2 separate regions of the Homo sapiens genome follow, and region 2 is linked to region 1. The links are chromatin loops, found by intact Hi-C in ENCODE. Cell type or tissue: MCF 10A. All regions are shown on one strand. Each heading gives the region's core, and the rest is flanking DNA. Links, peaks and the distances in the headings are about the cores only. Region 1 overlaps LOC107984704 (a long non-coding RNA gene). Region 2 overlaps LOC105370601 (a long non-coding RNA gene).

Evidence for each region. A loop is a pair of places that touch in the nucleus more often than their neighbours do. Peaks named below come from ENCODE experiments on the same cell type or tissue, not always from the same donor. Only the 100,000 strongest peaks of a DNase experiment are listed, where the experiment ranks them.
Region 2: a loop joins it to region 1, with 6 times the contacts of the local background. A loop is called at or near these places in 3 of 110 quality-filtered maps.

What each region holds. Positions count from the first base shown.
Region 1 is chr14:81,985,020-81,994,076 of GRCh38, forward strand. The region is part of intron 3 of LOC107984704 (a long non-coding RNA gene); the gene reads left to right. Among named protein-coding and RNA genes, the nearest start is that of LINC02311, 250 kb to the left of the region's middle. In MCF 10A, for the core only: CTCF peaks have their summits at 5,451 (motif pointing right) and 7,223; a DNase peak (open chromatin) is centred at 5,452.
Region 2 is chr14:83,296,506-83,305,562 of GRCh38, forward strand. LOC105370601 (a long non-coding RNA gene) reads left to right here. Exons shown (of 5, transcript XR_944092.3): 4 at 7,305-7,380. Among named protein-coding and RNA genes, the nearest start is that of LINC02305, 610 kb to the right of the region's middle. In MCF 10A, for the core only: a CTCF peak has its summit at 4,142 (motif pointing right); no DNase peak of the experiment used is centred there.

The DNA.
Region 1 (9,057 bases), core at 721-8,720:
CTTCCTACTGGACCCCTTCACACTCCCTGATTCTTAACTCAATATTTGATGGGTTATTTCATTTGAACAAATAATTCAAATCATCCTTTTGCTAAGTTTAATTTTATTAAACTGCTTAGTCTGAGACTTCCCACTTTCTGTGTTGCAAGAAGCTGTGGTCATTGACTATCTCCTGATTTTGGACTTTTCTTGCCAGTGACTTGCAGGTGACATAATGTGAGTGCTCCAGTTCTCTCACTTGGAATCTCAGAGAATATAATGTTGGTGATGAAAATCAAAGACATGTAGACTTTCTATGTGAACAACAGATTCCCCATGAATGCACTGTGAAATACATAAATTGCTATGTTAGTTTCTTTTTGTACATTGACTTTTGGTGTAAATACCCTGAGGAGGACTGACAGCCATAGCCAACTTCTCAGTGCATTGCATAAAAATAATGAAATCACTTTTGCCTCACGTTTGTTGTTGCATTAGACCTAACGGGGTAATTGATGTTGAGCTTGGCTTTTTACATATACAAGCTTGAGATGAGGCAGAACCAAGGATGTGGATTTAGTTAACCTTATTTTAAAGCAGTTACTTAACCTCTATTTTAGATCACTATGTTAAAAAGAAACAATCTTATGTGGGACAGCAAAGACAGAACAGAGAATTAATCGTTTTCTCTCTTTTTGTCTTTGATCAGTTATTCAATCAGTTGACCAATTTTTGACTTAATACACACAACTCCTAGATGCCATTGGGCTAAATAATGTTGGGTATGAAAAAAAGGAGGGCTAAGTTCTAACATATGAGGAGCAAGGTGGTGTTGGCTAGGTAAACCTAAGTCAATTTGAAAAATCCCAACTGGTGTACAAGTAAATGGTAACTCTTGTGGTTCAAAGGTCTTGAGGAATTAATTCATAGTTCTTCACTGCAAGCAGAGAAGCTGTGTCTAGTAGTTCAAGCAAAATGAATTTATTTTATCGTGTAGCTCACAGAATTACTGGGAGAACAGAAGAAAAGACCAGCATGCCTCACTCAGAACATATCTGTCAAGCAAACTGCTGTCCCCACTGCCAAACACCAGATTCTAGAGTTGGTATGACTACTAATTCTGGACCAGACACTCAACCTTGCATCCCACACAGTACCTGCTGCCATGAACAAACAGAGAGCTCTCCATTCTTTCTCTCTTGCATCACTAGCTACTGGGTCAAAGTCAAACCAGGATATAAATCTTACTGGAGGTCCCTCAGTCAATGTCAAGTAAATAAGCAATGCTAAAAAAGCAATCAGAGAGCATTGCCATTTTCTAAAGCAGGTCTTTGCTGTCCACTCAAACTAATAAACTGTGGAATTCTCCAAATATGAAAGGGGGTTCAACCACTGAGCAGCTTAAATAAGAGATAAATTGTCACATACAAATCAAAGTAAATATTTTCCTGCAAGGCTTGTTTATTCATATATACCTATATGGGACATGGTGAAGGAATTTTAGACTACATCTTTATGGTTTATTCTTTGTAAGGTTACAATTATCCAGCCAACCAGCTAATTTTGTACTTCTACTTCATCTACTTATATGAGAGGTTTTCAGATTATTTTATATTATATTTCCCTTTTCAGAGACCAAACAGGAAACTATTGGGTTGATTTCACTGTTGGGTTTATTTTTCACTGGAAAAATAAAACTTTTTTGAATATTTTCATACTTATGGAAAACATTTTGGCAGATGACAGAAAAGTTTTGTTTTCTAAAAAACTCAATATATTCTAACCAGAATAGTATTTTAAACATCTTAGATTATATTACAAATGAAGAATAATTAGAAAACTTTTAGTGAAGCAATCACTAATATTGAGTGGCATAACAGAGCATACAGAATTAAAAAAAAAGGAAATTATAGAAATTAAAAATTATGACCCACTGAAAACAGAAATATAGCTTGGAATGTGTTCTAAAACTTTCAAACAATAAAACTTCCATGTAATTCTTATATCGAACAAACTATAAAAATGCTTATGCAAGTTTGGGATTAATCTTCTACAGAGATAAGAAAAATGATTTTTAACCACTACAAACATAAGGAATAAAATACACATGCCAAAACATTTAACATTTTTACTGGTGTACTCAAAAGGAGCTACTTTATAAGTACTGAAATTATTAGTTTTTTTGCCATATGCTGATGTAACTTTATTTAGAAAAAGTAGCTCTTTGGATAGACACATTCAAGAAGCAAAATTAGTGCTGTTGGCTGAAGTTCAAAGCCACACTTTTTAGAGGGCACCACCACTGGCATCACCAACAACAGCTTCATCATGAGCAGAAGCATCATTTTCTCAGCCTTTGAAGATAAAAGACTAGTTAGCATAAGGAAGGACAGTAGGCTAGGAAGTGAGTCTATTGTCCTAAGACATATTTTATTAGTTAGCTGTCAGACTCAACTTATATCCACATAGCTGGGGCTTTATGGCCCAAGGACCAAGGAACTCCAAGGCTTGTAAAACACGTTCCAATTACCACAACGGTGCACAACTGAGTTGTTTTACTTCCTTATGCCATTTTGCGACGTTGAATAACTTTCCATATGTCTCACACCACCCCCCAACCCCGGCAGTTTGAGGATCAACTAAATGAATAGCAAACAACTAAACAAAGTATGAGAGTTGGTGAACTGAGCATTTCAAATTCCTCTATGCTTGCAAGTAGAGTCTATATTGAGTCTTTTCATCACCTGTGACCTAAGAACCAATTCCTGACAATGCGAGATGCCTGCGAGGGCACGAGAAGAAGTTCTACATCTTTCTCCATTGGTGTTTATGGTTCCATTTGCTCAGGTAAGGGCTATTTCCAGAAGAGTTCATGCTGGAAAAATACAAATGGCCAAAATAAGTGATTTTCTCACTGATCTCACAGGTTTCCAGGGATCCCCTGGTTCCTCTGTAGTGCAGTAGGAGCGAGTCTGGGGACATTTTGGTGTTTCCTGGTCTCCACTGCTGCTTCAGCTAATTCAGTGTGTCTTTTTTCTTTTACATATCAGGACATGAGTGTGATATCATTTTTTGAAAAAGGAATTCTACCATAACAAAAACAAACAAGAAAAAGCAAAAACCTTTGTGAGTCACCAGCAGAAAGAAAACTTCTGAAGGATCAACAAAGCCTAAATGATAGCACATCTGTTTACAGCATGGTTACTGAACATATTAGCCCACTGTTGAGACCTTTTGTTCAGGAAAAAAAGATTACTGTCAAAATATTACTGCTCATTGACAATGCACCTAGTCACCCAACAGCTATATAAAGGTGTGCAAGGAGAATGCACACCTTGTAAATGTTGTTTTTATGCCTGTGAACACAATATCCATTCTGCAGCCCATGGAACAAGAAGCAATTTCAACTTCCTAGACATATTTTTAAGAAATACATTTTGTAAGGCTATGGCTGTCATAAGTAGTTATTTGTCTAATGGAACTGAACCAAGTAAATTGAAAGCCTTCTGGAGAAAATTTATCATTCTAGATGCCATAAAGAATTTGTGATTTGTAGAAAGAGGTCAAAATATCAACATCAACAGGAATTTGGAAGAATTTAGTTCCAACCCTCATGCATGATCTTGAAGGGCTCAAGGCTTCCGTGGAAGAAGTCACTGTAGATGTGATCGAAATAGCAAGAGAATTAGAATTGGGAGTGGAGCCTGAAGATGGGACTGAATTGTTATAATCTCATGATCAAACTTGGATGGATGAAGAGTTGTTCTTATGGACGAGCAAAGAAAAACAATGTTGAAATGACAGCAAAGAACTTAGAATATTACATAAACCTAGTTGATAAAGCAATGTCAGGGTTTGAGAGGATAGACCCCAGTTTGGAAAGACGTTCTACTGTGGGTAAAATGCTATGAAACAACGTTGCATGCTACAGAGAAATAGTTCATGAGAAAAGGAGTCAATCAATGCAGCAAACTTCACCATTGTTTTATTATAAGAACTTACCACAGCCACCACAATCTTCAGCAACCACTACCCTGATCAGTCAGCAGCCATCAATGTGGAGGCAAGACCCTCCACCAGCAAAAATATTACAACTCACTGAAAGCTCAGATGATGGTCGGCATTTTTTTTTTAGCAATAAAGCATTTTAAAAGTAAGGTATGTACGTTGTTATTCTCAGACTTATTGCCATTGCACACTTAACGGACTACAGTACAGTGTAGGCATATAATGGACCTGTTGGAGGAAGTCTTATGAGTATGGCATGATTATTTTCCTAAATCTTTTTAATAGTGATGATTATAAGGCTATTATAAAGTAAGTGCTTTAAAAATCTCACATACTTACATATTTCGCCTGTTGAAATTCATTAGGAAGTGGTTCTGTTTCTACTTCCTTCTTGCTCCCCCTCCCAAGAGCATAACTTCCCATTTTTCCTGAATCTACATATCTGGCCAAATTGAAAGTGCTGCTCATAAAACAAATATGTATAACCAAAGTGAAATAACCTGAGTATAATAATTTTTATCTTCCACGTACATTCATTCTTTTAAACTTCCAAGTCTTATCGAATCATTTCACCTTCTTTGAGACTATTGTGATAACTGGATGGGAATTCAGATATATCCTACCATTCGTATAGACTCAATGCAGAAATCTTCTGATCAACATACTTGTCTTTCTCTTTTGGCGTCACCATCCTTTCTTCTTGTTACAGCCTTCCTTGAGGCACAGAAAGTAGATTTCTAACTTCTCAGGGAAACTTATGATCCAATGAGCTCATTCTGGGTAGTTTCTTCCCTTCAATATTACAAATTTGAAATCATTAGTCACTTTACCATGAAGAGAAGTTAGGGGTGATGATGTTAAGAGGTGAAGATTGGCCTTTATTGGGAGCTTATGTGTGTCAGGTATTTGCAGGGAACTTTATGTGTATGACCACATTTAATCCTCATGCCAAGCATCTCAGTAAGTGTACATGGAATGAATGGATGAACAATGGCACTGAAGTGTTGCCCATTTTCTGTATTAAGAAAAATAATATTTAAAGATGTGACATAACTCCTGAATTTCCAGGCAGCTTATAATTGTTCAGAGCTTGTTCTGACAACAAAAGCTTATATGAGTAACCAAATGGTTATGCTATTCCTTTTCAGTTTTAAGCTTCAAGGGAATGAATATGAATATAGAGATGCTCAGATTTACTGTGGTTGAAGAAATGAGGGGAAAGTGACTGCCCTTCTCATGGGTAAAATAATTAGATTATAGGTGAGGGTTGCTATTAAAAATTCTCTAGCAGAAGGTACCTATGGTCCCATGACTGGCTGTAGAAATTCCTCTCTACAAGGACTTTCATACCTAATCAAAAGAACGCTTTCCCTCATCTCCCAACTTTGAATTCTCTCATCGCCATTTGAGAAAGTTCAGAAGCATATGTTGCTCTTCCATCACACACCAGTAGATGGCAGCAAAAGTCCATCCTTAGCTCCTAAAAGTTTGCCTCTGAGTTCCTGCACAATGCAAAGATAAAGGCAGCTTTTAAAAATATAATAATCTACCTCCTTACCTGACACGTCGGAAGGGCTGATTTTCCAGGTCACACATGTCTTATTACTTTCGAAAATAATCATGTGGAAAGGCTTTTCATTGTGTTTGCTGTTACATTTCTGCACAGTGGTGACTGCGAAGCCAAAATCAAACTAATAGCAGGGGAAAAAAAAAAGTGACAACCCAAGAGAAGTGCATATAATTTCCGTTAAGAATGTTCCTCATGGGTTTTCAAAGAAGCTTTCATCACCAAATCTGATCAGTGAAGCAGTCTTGTTCATAAATAATTTATCAGTCTCTCTTCTCTATCTCATCCTTCCTACCAGTGAAACAAGCAAAATGCAACTTTGGGTGAATTCTCTTTTAAGAATATCTGAGGAGAAACATTTTTCACCAGTCTTCACTGTTAGAAATGTAGCTACAGCATAATGTAAACCATATACAACAAAAGAGGGTTTTTTTGTTGTTATTTAATTGGAATTTTCTTTTTGAAGGCTGTTACCCTTGGCATTTAGCATTTTACGTTAGTATTTATTTGATTTTCAGCCTGTTGCTGGCTAGTTCATCTGGGCAACATGCTTTGGATATTATGGATAATGTACAGTGATTGGCCTGAATTTAAAACAAATTGGTTTCCTGACCTGGAAGAGAGGAACCGTTAGTATAGGCACAGTGTTGCTACTGCCTAACTATTTGACAAGCAAATAACCTCTCCTAGCCTTTGTTTCATTTTTCCCTAAAATGAGGATAAGCGTAGCTTATGGAATTGTTGTGAGGATTATATAAAATTAAATGCATCAATGCAATAAACTTCTAGCTTAGTTATATGCTAAAAATTCGCTGATAACTGAATGTGAATTGAAAGAGAGGAGACTGGTGATAGCTAAGATGACTCCAGTTTTAAGTGTCTGTGATTCTGTTAGTTTCTTTCCACTCAACCCTAGAGTTACTGATATTCATCTTAAGAGGGGAAGACACTTGAAAGATGCTGAGATGAAAATGTTACGAAGGATGAGAGAATTTGCCGTGGAGAAGAGTGGTCTGATTTTTACTACTAAGAAGTGGCTTTAGTTCATCCTTGCCAAAAGTTCATCATCCATAAGTGAGCACTGTTGGAAAAGAAGGAGAAGAATGATACCATGAGGAAGAAGCAAAATATGAAAAACAAAGCCTCTGAAGGAATAAAAAAAAGATACTATCATTTTTTGCACTTGATCCATGGAAAACTGTCTAGGATCTGAAAACAAGGAAGATGGTGTTGAGGAATGCCTCAAAAATTAGGTAAAGTACAAAATAATAGAGACTCTTGCCCAAGAGTCTCTTATTTTAATTTTGCCATTTATTTTGGAACTAATTCTTGCACCAGGAAATAACATCATTTCCTTACTGACGTCAGCCTGGCAACCGACCTTCACAGGTGTGGTATTTTCTCCAGCGTTTTGGGACCATCCATCCTTTTGATGCCATAGCACTTCACAAACATCACCACACTGCAGCTTCTGAACACTCAAGTGAACAGGTGCTTTAAGTCCTAGTTTTGCTGATGAAGAAACAGAGATTCAAAGAAACTGATTTTGTCAAAGATTGCCTAATTCTGAAGTCAGGATAGGGTATCAGAGATCTAGAAGTTTCTCTTATTACCACTGCTGCCCCACTGAGGCCATAGCTAGTAATACAATTAAGAAATAAGCTGGGCATGGTGGCTCCCGCCTGTAATCCCAACACTTTGGGAGGCTGAGGTGACTGGATTACCTGAGATTGTGAGTTTGAGACCAGTGTGACCAACATGGAAAACCCCATCTCTACTAAAAATAAAAAAAAAATTTGCTGGGTGTGGTGGTGCATGCCTGTAATTCCAGCTACCTGGGAGGCTGAGGCAGGAGAACTGCTTGAACCCAGGAGGCGGAGGTTGCTGTGGGCTGAGATGGCGCCATTGCACTCCAGCCTGGGCAACAAGAGTGAAACTCCGTCTCAAAAAAAAAAAGAAATAATGGTCAAACATGAGGTTTTTGAAGGTAGAGCGACTACTTGGGTTCCAGTTTCCATTGCCATTTCCAGCCTGTGTGACTGCAGCCACGCTACTTTTCAGGAAGGAAGGACTTAATGATCACTTAATGATCACCCTGGACAAGGGTAGTTGGGTTTTTACTGCTGAGAGGTAGTTGTAGTTCACCTTTGTTTATGCAACAATGAATATTAATTAAAAATGGAATACATGATAGCTTGAAGAAGAGGAAACAATACTTTTGATAAACCAAGACCTTGATGGAAATAGAAAGGGTACTGTTACCATTGTCTGTTCTTGGGAAGTACAGAGGAAATTGCTCAGGATTTGAGCAAAAAGGAAATCAAGACCAGCTTTGGGTCAAATTCTGGGTGAAATCCTGGCTTCTAAACAACCATGTAGATGGGCCACCTCTGAGAGCTTCCTCATGTTAAAATGGAAATGGTAACAGCACATCTTTTAAGAGTTAAATTTTAAGTATAAAATGAGCTTATGCGGGGTGAAATGCTTACCACAGTGTTGTCACGTGGAAGGTGCTTGATAACATGTCAGCTCTTGCCATTACCACTGCATACCACTACTACAGTCATAGCTCCATCTATGGGAACTTGGAGTTCTTGTTAAGGGCTGAGGACTAATTTGGCCTTGAAAATTAACTTGGTCATATTTAGGGAGATCAACAGTAAACTTCCAAAATTTCAACTAAAGTGCTTTAAAAAATCCTTGCGTTGCAAGTATAGTATTATCGCTCTATCTTTATTTTGGTCTTAAATTTGAAACATATCCATGGAATATGCATACCCCGTAAATGTCTCTCTTTGCCAGTTATGGTTACAAATTGAATTTCCTGCCCCTCAAGGTAGTCCTGATAATGAAAATAAAACAATTATGATACAGGACTCTGACCTATTTTCTAGAAATGAATACCCTGTTTAAACCTGAAAAATATAATTAATTCTTTGAACAGCAGATGCTATTTTTTGATGAACTGCTAAAACTTTTGACTCAGTACTTCCTTATCTGAAAAATGTGAGGCTAGACTGGTTCCAGCTATCATTTTTTGAGCATTTATCACATGCTAGGTTCTGTGGTAAGTGTATTACATACATATCTTTATTAAACTGACAGCCACCTTTGTGAAGTACATGCTATTTCCGTTTTATAAAGGAGGATACTCAGGCTCAACATTGAAGTAAGCAGCCCAAGATCTTATTGGCCAGCAGGAAGATCCGGCACGTGGCCAGCACATGGTACAACTATGATCTGCACACAGATTTTGGGAATCTGAAGCTTGTGTTTATAACAACTTCGGAAATCTAACATTACTTTGAAGATCTCTTCTTTATGTAACATCCTGGGATTACACTTAAAAGACTCTTTATTGTAATAGGTAGAAGTGTTTTGACATGTTGCCTTCAGCTTGAGGGGGAACAAGACAATTTAGCAAAAATCAACATAGTGTATCAGGTATACATTTACACATGATCACTCAGGGGCACAGAAATATAACTTTTTAGTTTTTTATA
Region 2 (9,057 bases), core at 561-8,560, 1.3 Mb after region 1:
AAGAGAAGAGAAGAGAAGAGAAGAGAAGAGAAGAGAAGAGAAGAGAGGGAGGGTGGGAAGAAGGAAGGAAGGAAGGAAGGAAAGAAGGAAGGAAGGAGAGAAAGAAAGAGAAAGAAAGAAGAAAGAAAGGGGAGTGAAAGGAGGGAAGGGAGGAAGGAAGGCAGGAAGGAAGGAAGAAAGGAAGGAAGGAAGGAAGTCAGGCTGGAAGGAAGGAAGGAAGTCATCTATATATGTTTTAGAGAAAATATAAACATTCCTGGAGCTTCATTGATTGTGTTTTATTTTTTATATTCCATATAAAAATATTTGTCATATATTTCCTTACTAAACAGATTTTAATTTGATTTCATAGTTCTATTTTTGAAAACCAATATCTACTACCTGCTGCCATGCTATTTAAACTCACACAAATCTTGGAAGATCTGTTCAGGCTGGCATATTTTAGGTGAAATTTTGCAACTGCTAAATGATTATACCATAGGACTGGAAAGAGGTATATTCTTAATAAAATAAAAGCAATAGAATAAAGCCAAGCTATGCTGAACAATGCTGCAGGACTTGTTATTGCAAGGGAGTGGATTGTTAAACAAAATAAAAATAATAATTTCATTCTAGCCTTATTTTTTTTTAAATGTGAAGATGAAAGGTAATTTATATCAAGTGGAGAAAAACAAAAACTTGACACTTGGCAGTATAGAGCTATAAAATCGCCTCTTTTATTTTTCTATCTAATACAAAAATTTTATAAGAGAAACAAATTTGTATAAAGTTGAGGCTTTTGCCTTACAGAATAAAGAAAGGAAAAATACTACAACAATATTTAAGAAAAGCTACATATTTTGATCCTTTGTTAAAGACTTTTCAAACAGGATAGAAGATAGAAAACCAGGCTCTCCCTAAGAATATTAATGAAGAGGGTAAAAATATGCATTCCTGCTGGACATGAGTCGAAGTAAAAATTTAATACAATGCACCGTATCTCTTAGCCTAACAATCAAACCTTGACAAACATTCAGTTACACATGTTTCTGTGCATGTGTATGCATGCTTGGGAGCACGTGTTTCCCTACAAAATACATGAGGAAGTTTGCATAAGCATTTTAAACAAATAACCCAATTGTAGAGATACTTAAAGAACACCTGAGTACCTCTGAAACATTTAAATTGATTATATTCTATTTACTTTTTTATATTTTGAGAGCAAAGAGACTTGCCTAATATGAATTTTGGTGACAGAAAACAGCTTTGTTATTAGTACTAAATTCAGTGGAATGGGTTATTTACAGCTTAATTTCAGGGTAGTAATTCTGTTGTCAAAACTATCTCTCAAAACTTTATAGTTTATTATCTTAACTTTTATGACATTCACAATGGCCTGAATATTTTTGTATTATACTGTTTGTTTTTCTTTAGACTAAGTTTATTTATTTTCCCCTTGAAGGTTGTGTTTTATATACATATATACATACATACATACATAAATACATGCATACATACATACATACATATTGTATTAGTCTGTTCTCACACTGCTATAAAGAACTGCCTGAGACTGGGTAATTTATAAAGGAGAGAGGTTTAACTGACTCACAGTTCCGCATGGCTGGGGAGGCCTCTGGAGACTTACAATCATGGTGGAATGGGAAGCAAACACATCCTTCTTCACATGATGGCAGGAGAGAGAAGAATGAGAAATGAGTGAAGGGGAAGCCCCTTATAAAGCCATCAGATCTTATGAGGACTCACTCACTATCATAAGAACAGCAGTGTTGTTGAATCATGAACACCCCCATGATTCAATTACCTCCCACTGGGTCCCTCCCATGACACATGGGGATTATCAAAACTACAATTCAGGATGAGATTTGGGTTGGGACATAGCCAAACCATATCACGTGTGTGTGTGTGTGTGTGTATCTGGATTATTGGATGGAATCAGGTTTCTGAATCAGGTTTTATTTCATCAGTGTATTTAGTCTGTTCTCACACTGCTATAAAGAACTGCCCAAGACTGGGTAATTCATAAAGAAAATAGGTTTAATTGACTCACAGTTCCGCATGGCTGGGGAGACCTCAGGAAGCTTAAAATTATGGTGGAAGGAGAAACAGGCACGTCTCACCTGGCAGCAGGTAAGAGAGAACAAAAAGCCTATGAGAAACTGCCATTTATTAAACCATTGGATCTTGTGAGAACTCCCTCGCTATCAAGAGAGCAGCATGGGAGAAACGTCACCCATGATCCAGTCACCTCCCACCAGATTCTTCCCTCGACACTTGGGGATTACAATTAGTGGTGAGATTTGGGTGGGGACAAAGAGCCAAACCATATCAATCAGTTAAGACATAACCAACTGATAGAATCATGTATAGAATCTTGAGAAATTTATGTTTTTTTTCTCAAATCAGGACATCAAATGCCTGGGAATTTAAGGTTTTTTTTTTTTTTTTTTTTCATAAGATCTAGTAGCCAACCAGTTAAGGACAGAGCCAGTACTGCAAGGCTTAGCATATCATTCTTTTTCCCATCTGTAAAATGGTCTTTTAATATTAATGCCTTAATAAATTGAGGTGTTTAATTTACTTTGGATGTATTGGAGGAAACCAAGAAGAAAAGGCCTCTTTCTCTTCACATGCTTGCTCCAAGACTCAAAGAATAGAACTCGTGAGGCTTCAGATAGAGCCAGGCAATTCCCTTAGGTATGGACTTCTTTCCCTATCCATTAACAGATTACAGAGAATTTTCCTAGAGGAATTCTTGCCACTCCTCATGAGCCTTACATGTGATACTCAGTTTGCTATTGTTAATAACAAACAGCATTTCGGGAAAATTTAGTTTTTCTTAGTCACACAGGTGACTTCAATTTCTACAACCATTCTTGCCCCCTCTCTCTTTCATTCCTTTGCTATCAACTTTGGGGACTTTATCCTTATTGACAGTGGTAAATGGTCATCTGGATTCATGCTTCAAAGTTTGAATGGTATTTATATAGCTCATAACTTTTTTGCAGTAGCATTTTCCTATGTGATGCTGATTTACATATGTCCTAGTTCATTTAATCTACACACAGCTCTAGGAGGTAGATATTATTATTATCTCCCTTTCATAGACAAGGAAATGAAGCTCAGAGAGTTATGCAACTCACTAGAAATATCAGCACTGGTACTAGATATAGGATTTGAACATATGAGGTCTCATTCTGGGCCTGGATCTTATTGCTGCCCAGTTAGTAAGAAAAACATATTGAGTGTCTGGTTTTCTGTCTGAGAGTCTAGGAAATGGGAACTGATAAGAGTGAGATATCGTTGATTCAGCCGAATGGCAAGGATTTTGTAACAAGCTACAAATTAGGGTGATCCGGATACATTAAAGATAGGTCTGGAGGTGAGATTCTGTGATGTTTACATATTTACATAGGTATACATATTATGATTCAATGTTCCTGAGGAAGCTAAAAAGTAAATTCCAATTACCCAACTGGCTCCACTTTCCTCCCCATCATACTCCCAAGTGTGTGTGTGTGTGTGTTTATCCTGTATATTAAAAATCCCAAATAATACAGGTCAGTCTGGAAGAGGTTTCAGAACATGCTTGCTTTGATAGATTCAGAATCAAATCCCTCAATACATCTAACATTTCTACTAATAGAAATAGTGGAGGCAACCCTGTATTACCCATTGGTGGATCTTTCTAAATATAATTTTTCTTCTGTTTGATTGGAACGATTTTACAAACATGTAAGTATGAATGACTCTTTGAAACATATTTCTTCTCTGAGTTGCATATACTTATGAAAGAATACTCGAAGTGGATTAAAATTCTAACTGGAATGTTTACATTCTAACATGTACAGCAATAAAGTCTACAGTAAAGATTATCACATTCTTCTCTTGCTCATGTTACCAGAGATAGAGCTGAAAATATCATAGTGATATATGCTTTTGGTGTTAGGAAATCAACAATCTTTGAAAATTTTGTATTCCAGAATAAAATAAAAAACCTTCAAAGGCCTAACAGGTGGCATACCATTTCTCTTTGATTCTGAAAAGCTACACACCACACACACTCACACACACAAACTCACATAGGCGCATGAAAGAAAAAGACCAAAAGATTATCTGCCTTTGTCTTGTTATGCCTAAAATATTCCACTAGAGGACAGTGCAGCTATTGTCATTCAGCCATGCCAAGTTTTGATCAAATTTCCTGATGCTTTTGCAGAATATAGAAAGCATACATTCATTTAAAATAAACTGCAGGCATTTGTTTTAAAAGCACTTTAGCTTGTACCTGATGGTTAATAGATCTGAATTGCTTGGAGCCCTGATGCACACAGAGTAGAGAACATAATGAATTTAGCAGATTTTTTAAAGAAGGGAGAGGTTGGGGAAGAAGACAAATATGAGCTAATTTTTTTCATTTGCCTTGATACCTTAAGGGAAAAAAAAAGCAGAAATAATGCACAATCATTATGAACAAGCTGGTAGATATAAGTATTAGTTTACATTTAAATGAAAATAGCTTATAGAGAGGGAGAATGGATATGACTCAAATAGTTTCCAGCATCTTGTTTGAAATGCAAAAGAGCAGTTTATATTTATATTAATTTAGGTGGATGCCTCTGGTTTTCTTGGGACTTCTCAACAAATTATTTCTATTTATCTTGGAAATGGGCATTCGGAACATGATCTGGAGGCTATGCAAAGACTTCTTGAACTTGAGACCTAGAAGATTTGATACCAACTCAGGAAAAAAAAGAGCCTGGGTTACTTGAACACCCTTCACAAAGGAGAAGCGGGCAGAGGGGACCCAAGAAATATGTTAGGGTGTCATTTCTTTTCATTGGCAAAATTTAAAAGAATAAACTTATAAACATAAGGCACCAGAAATAAAAACATCCTCTCGTTCTGTTTCCTGCAGTGACAAAAGATATATATTCTAGATGGTAGAGAGAGCTGCCTTGGAGATAAATTGTCTGATTTCAGCATCTCAGCGGTGGATAATAGATTCCCCTCAGAACCACATAATTAAAAAATGACATTTCTGCTACTTTGTGCCAACTTGGTACCGCTGCTGCCCCTGGCTTCCGGGCCTGGGAGCCCTGCAGGGTACAACCAAACAAATTTTGCATTATTCAGTGGGACAATGTAAGGTCATGTTAACAAAAAAAGTTCCTTCTGGGGGGACCGGAGGACTTTAGTATTTTCTTCTCCACAAATTCCTCTTTCTGCTTTTCTTCTTTTTTTCTTTTTCAACTCTGCCAACATGAAAAAGATATGAACGATGAGATTAGGACATCCACTTATTACAAGTTGGCCAGATGAAAGAGAGCATATGTGTGTAGCAGAATAAATTAAAGCGTCTAATTTTAGCACCTTTTTTTCCTCCAAGCAGATATTCAGAATCAGCCAAAGATGAGGCAAATGCTGTGAGAAAAAATATGTAAATCAAAGTGCTAAATCCATATCCTTAGACATCTTTAGGACGAAATGGTTAATCCTCATGTGGATCCTGGCCACCCCCCCGCCCCCACATCTCTCCAGGAGTTTCCTGAAAGGCAGTTGACTGCAGTCTGAACAACTGTTCTTTATGGGTCTCTCAGTTCACTATGTATCTCAAAAAAAGTGCATGTGCTAGACAAGCCTCCAATTAACAGTTACTAAAGTGTAAATGGATTTCCAAATGTCACATAGCTGGTAATTAGTGAAACCAGGACTAGCAATGGATTTTTGATTCCTCTTTGAAGTGTTTTAGTAACAGCCAGTATTCTGCAGGTGTCTTTAGTTCAAATAATGAAAGTACACTAAGAATATTCCTTTTTCTTAAAGGAAATAGAAGAAAATATAAGACTCTTTAAAAAACTACAATTCAATGAATTTAAATTTTGTGATTTCAACCATCAATTAGGATTTTGATTTTAGGTTCACAATGTATTATTATGAAAATACATATGAACCAGGTTATTCATTTCAGCATTGTTAGTCATTGTAAAATATTGGATACAAACTAAATATCCATAATATAAGTTGGCCTGGAGCGGTGGCTCACGCCTGTAATCCCAGCACTTTGGGAGGCCGAGGAGGGTGGATCACGAGGTCAGGAGATCAAGACCATCCTGGCTAACGTGGTGAAACCCCATCTCTACTAAAAATACAAAAAATTAGCTGGGCACGGTGGCAGGCGCCTGTAGTCCCAGCTACTCAGGAGGCTGAGGCAGGAGAATGGCGTGAACCAGGGAGGCAGAGCTTGCAGTGAGTGGAGATCGAGCCACTGCACTCTAGCCTAGGCAACAGAGCCAAACTCTGTCTTGGAAAAAAAAAAAAAAAGAAGTAGATTTCTATGAACTAATGTTGGATAATTCCCAGAATATATTGCTAAGCCAAAAAAAAAAAAAAAAAAAAAAACCCAAGAGCAACAGAGTTTTCTATAATATGTTTCATGTAGGAAAGTTAGGAATGTAAGAAAATATACATGTATATTTTTATTTATGGAGAAAAAAATACAGGTATGATAACCAGAAACTATTAAGATCAATTACTAACAGGGAGATGGTGAAAACAGAGTGAAGAGGATGAAACAATAGAAGTGGAGTGGAGTGGCACAGATGAGAAGACAGTGACACTGTTTGGAATATACTTTTTGAATTGACATGAAACTAAGTTTGTAGTATTGTTTCGCCTACCCAAAATATAGATTAAAAATTTAAAATCCCTCAGGAAGTGAGGGAAACCCAACATGGAATACAAGCAGTAAAGAGTAACCGAACTGTATTACAAATGAGTAACATACTCCCACTTAAGAGGGTGAAAAAGTAAAGTACCTATTTAAGGAACTTTGGAAGGCAGTATTGCAATGTAAAATTAAAGGTTAAGGTAAAAAAGAAAACAAGAGATATTGTACTCTAGTTAGCAACATTGCTTTTCGCAAATGTAGGCATTACAAAATCTGAAAATGCTTTTTTTTTGTATACTAGAATTGAACAAATACTCAAATATATTGTGGATAATGTGATCCAAGTTTCTGTATGTTAGATAAAGAAGTAACAATGTGGAAAGGAGAAAAGTTAGAATGAACTCTATGGTGCTGGATTGGAATTTATATCACATAAAGTCATGGATTTTGCATATGTCCATAGATAAATGGTAGAGAAATAAATATTGATGTGTGCATGGATACATTAATATATATCTGTAAAAGTGTGTATGGATGCATATTATATATAACAATATCACAATATTGTTGCCCAAGTAGCAATAAGCACACTTAATAACCAGGTCTTGATTTCTAAATGCTATTTTTTTAAAAGGATGGGATCTTTTATGAAGAAATGGATTGGGAAGAAAAACATAAGATAAGGTTGGAACCTCTTCTGGTGCAAGAAGGTAAAGAAGTGTTCAAATGATGATGGAGGCATTTAAAAGGGACACAGGAACCAACTTAAGATTTCAATAATCTCAACTGGAAGAATTTGAAGTAACAACATAAATCATGATAGTATTGGAATATGAACCATAAAATAAATACTTATGAGTCTGTGCTGATAGGAATAAACAACTGAATAAATAAGTAAATGGTGGGGAAGAAGCAACAGCTCTTCCTTATAATACAATCACAATTAAGCAATGTGGAAAGAATGACAGAAACAGATAATTACCCTTGGGCATGCATCATGGTATAATAGTTGCAGGCAAGAATCATTCATGGAAACTAAATGTATTGAGGAAAAGTATAATGGAGCACAGGTTATTTGCATAGTCAAGATATAACTCCCTGCAAGATTCCTATTAATTACAAAAGGAAAACCAATAGCTTTTCAGTGGAGAAACTTGGCAGACACAAAAGTGATGAATTAATTAGAGTTAACATCACCAGTTTTAAGATATATTGACATGACATTCCTCCTGATATAATGCAATAAAAAGGGTAAAACATTATTTTAGTGGCATTTTTGAAAAAAAAAACACAAAAATCTCCATGTAATCATGATAAAATGTCATACAAACACAAAAGGAATGAATGACATTATGCAAAATACCTGACTGTTATCAAAAGTGCTAAGGTTATGAAAGACAAAGAAAATGATAGAAAGACTCTTATAGACTGGAGGAAACTAAAAAAAAATGACTATTAAATGCGATATGTGATCCAGGTTGATACAGAGAAAGAACACTAGTGTGAAGACACAGGAAATTCAAATCAGGCTTCTAGCTTAGTCAATGAAAGTATATCAATGTTAATTCTCTGGTTTTGATAATGTACCATGTTTCTGTAATCTCTTTAGAGGAATCTGGGTAAATGATATACTGGAACTCTATTATCTTGCAATATTTCTATACATCTAAATTACTTCAAGATAAAATTTTTTAAAAATGATGAAAATACTAAAGAATTCAGGCACTTTAATATTTAGTGCTTATTTTAAAAAGGGAAAAGGAAAAAAGAACAAAATGCTTTAGGCTGAAGGTGATGACAGACTTTTAACATATGTCTGGAAAAATAATCTAATTTCCAGTAATAATAATGATTATCTAATTTAATAACTATTCAACTGGTGTATTGGAATGCATGTATTATGTCAACTTTATGAGATAGTTATTATTGTTCTTCTCATTTTAAAGAAGTGTCAACTAGCAATTAGGAGGGACTAAGTCATCTCCCCAAAGCACAGAGTCCAAGTTTGTTCTCTATTTACAAAGTAAATTTTTATTTATGGAGTACTTAATAAGATTTTATTTTGCATACATTATGTTTAAGCCTTGTAATATGCAAAATGAACTAATAGTCTTACTTAAGAATTAGAGAAATAAATTCTGAAAGAGGCTATATATTAACAGGGAATTTATATGAACATGTTTATGATTCTACTTCTGCTCTATACAGAAATATCTTATTTACTAACTTATTTACTAATTCACCTTAGGCCACAGAACTGATTCAAAAATTCATATTCTCTCCCTATGTATCACATTGAATCTATAGCTAAAAGGGCCTAATAGAAACTTTATCATGTCTTCCTTATTAAAGTGAAAACATAAATAGTATATTTCTATATAGTCATG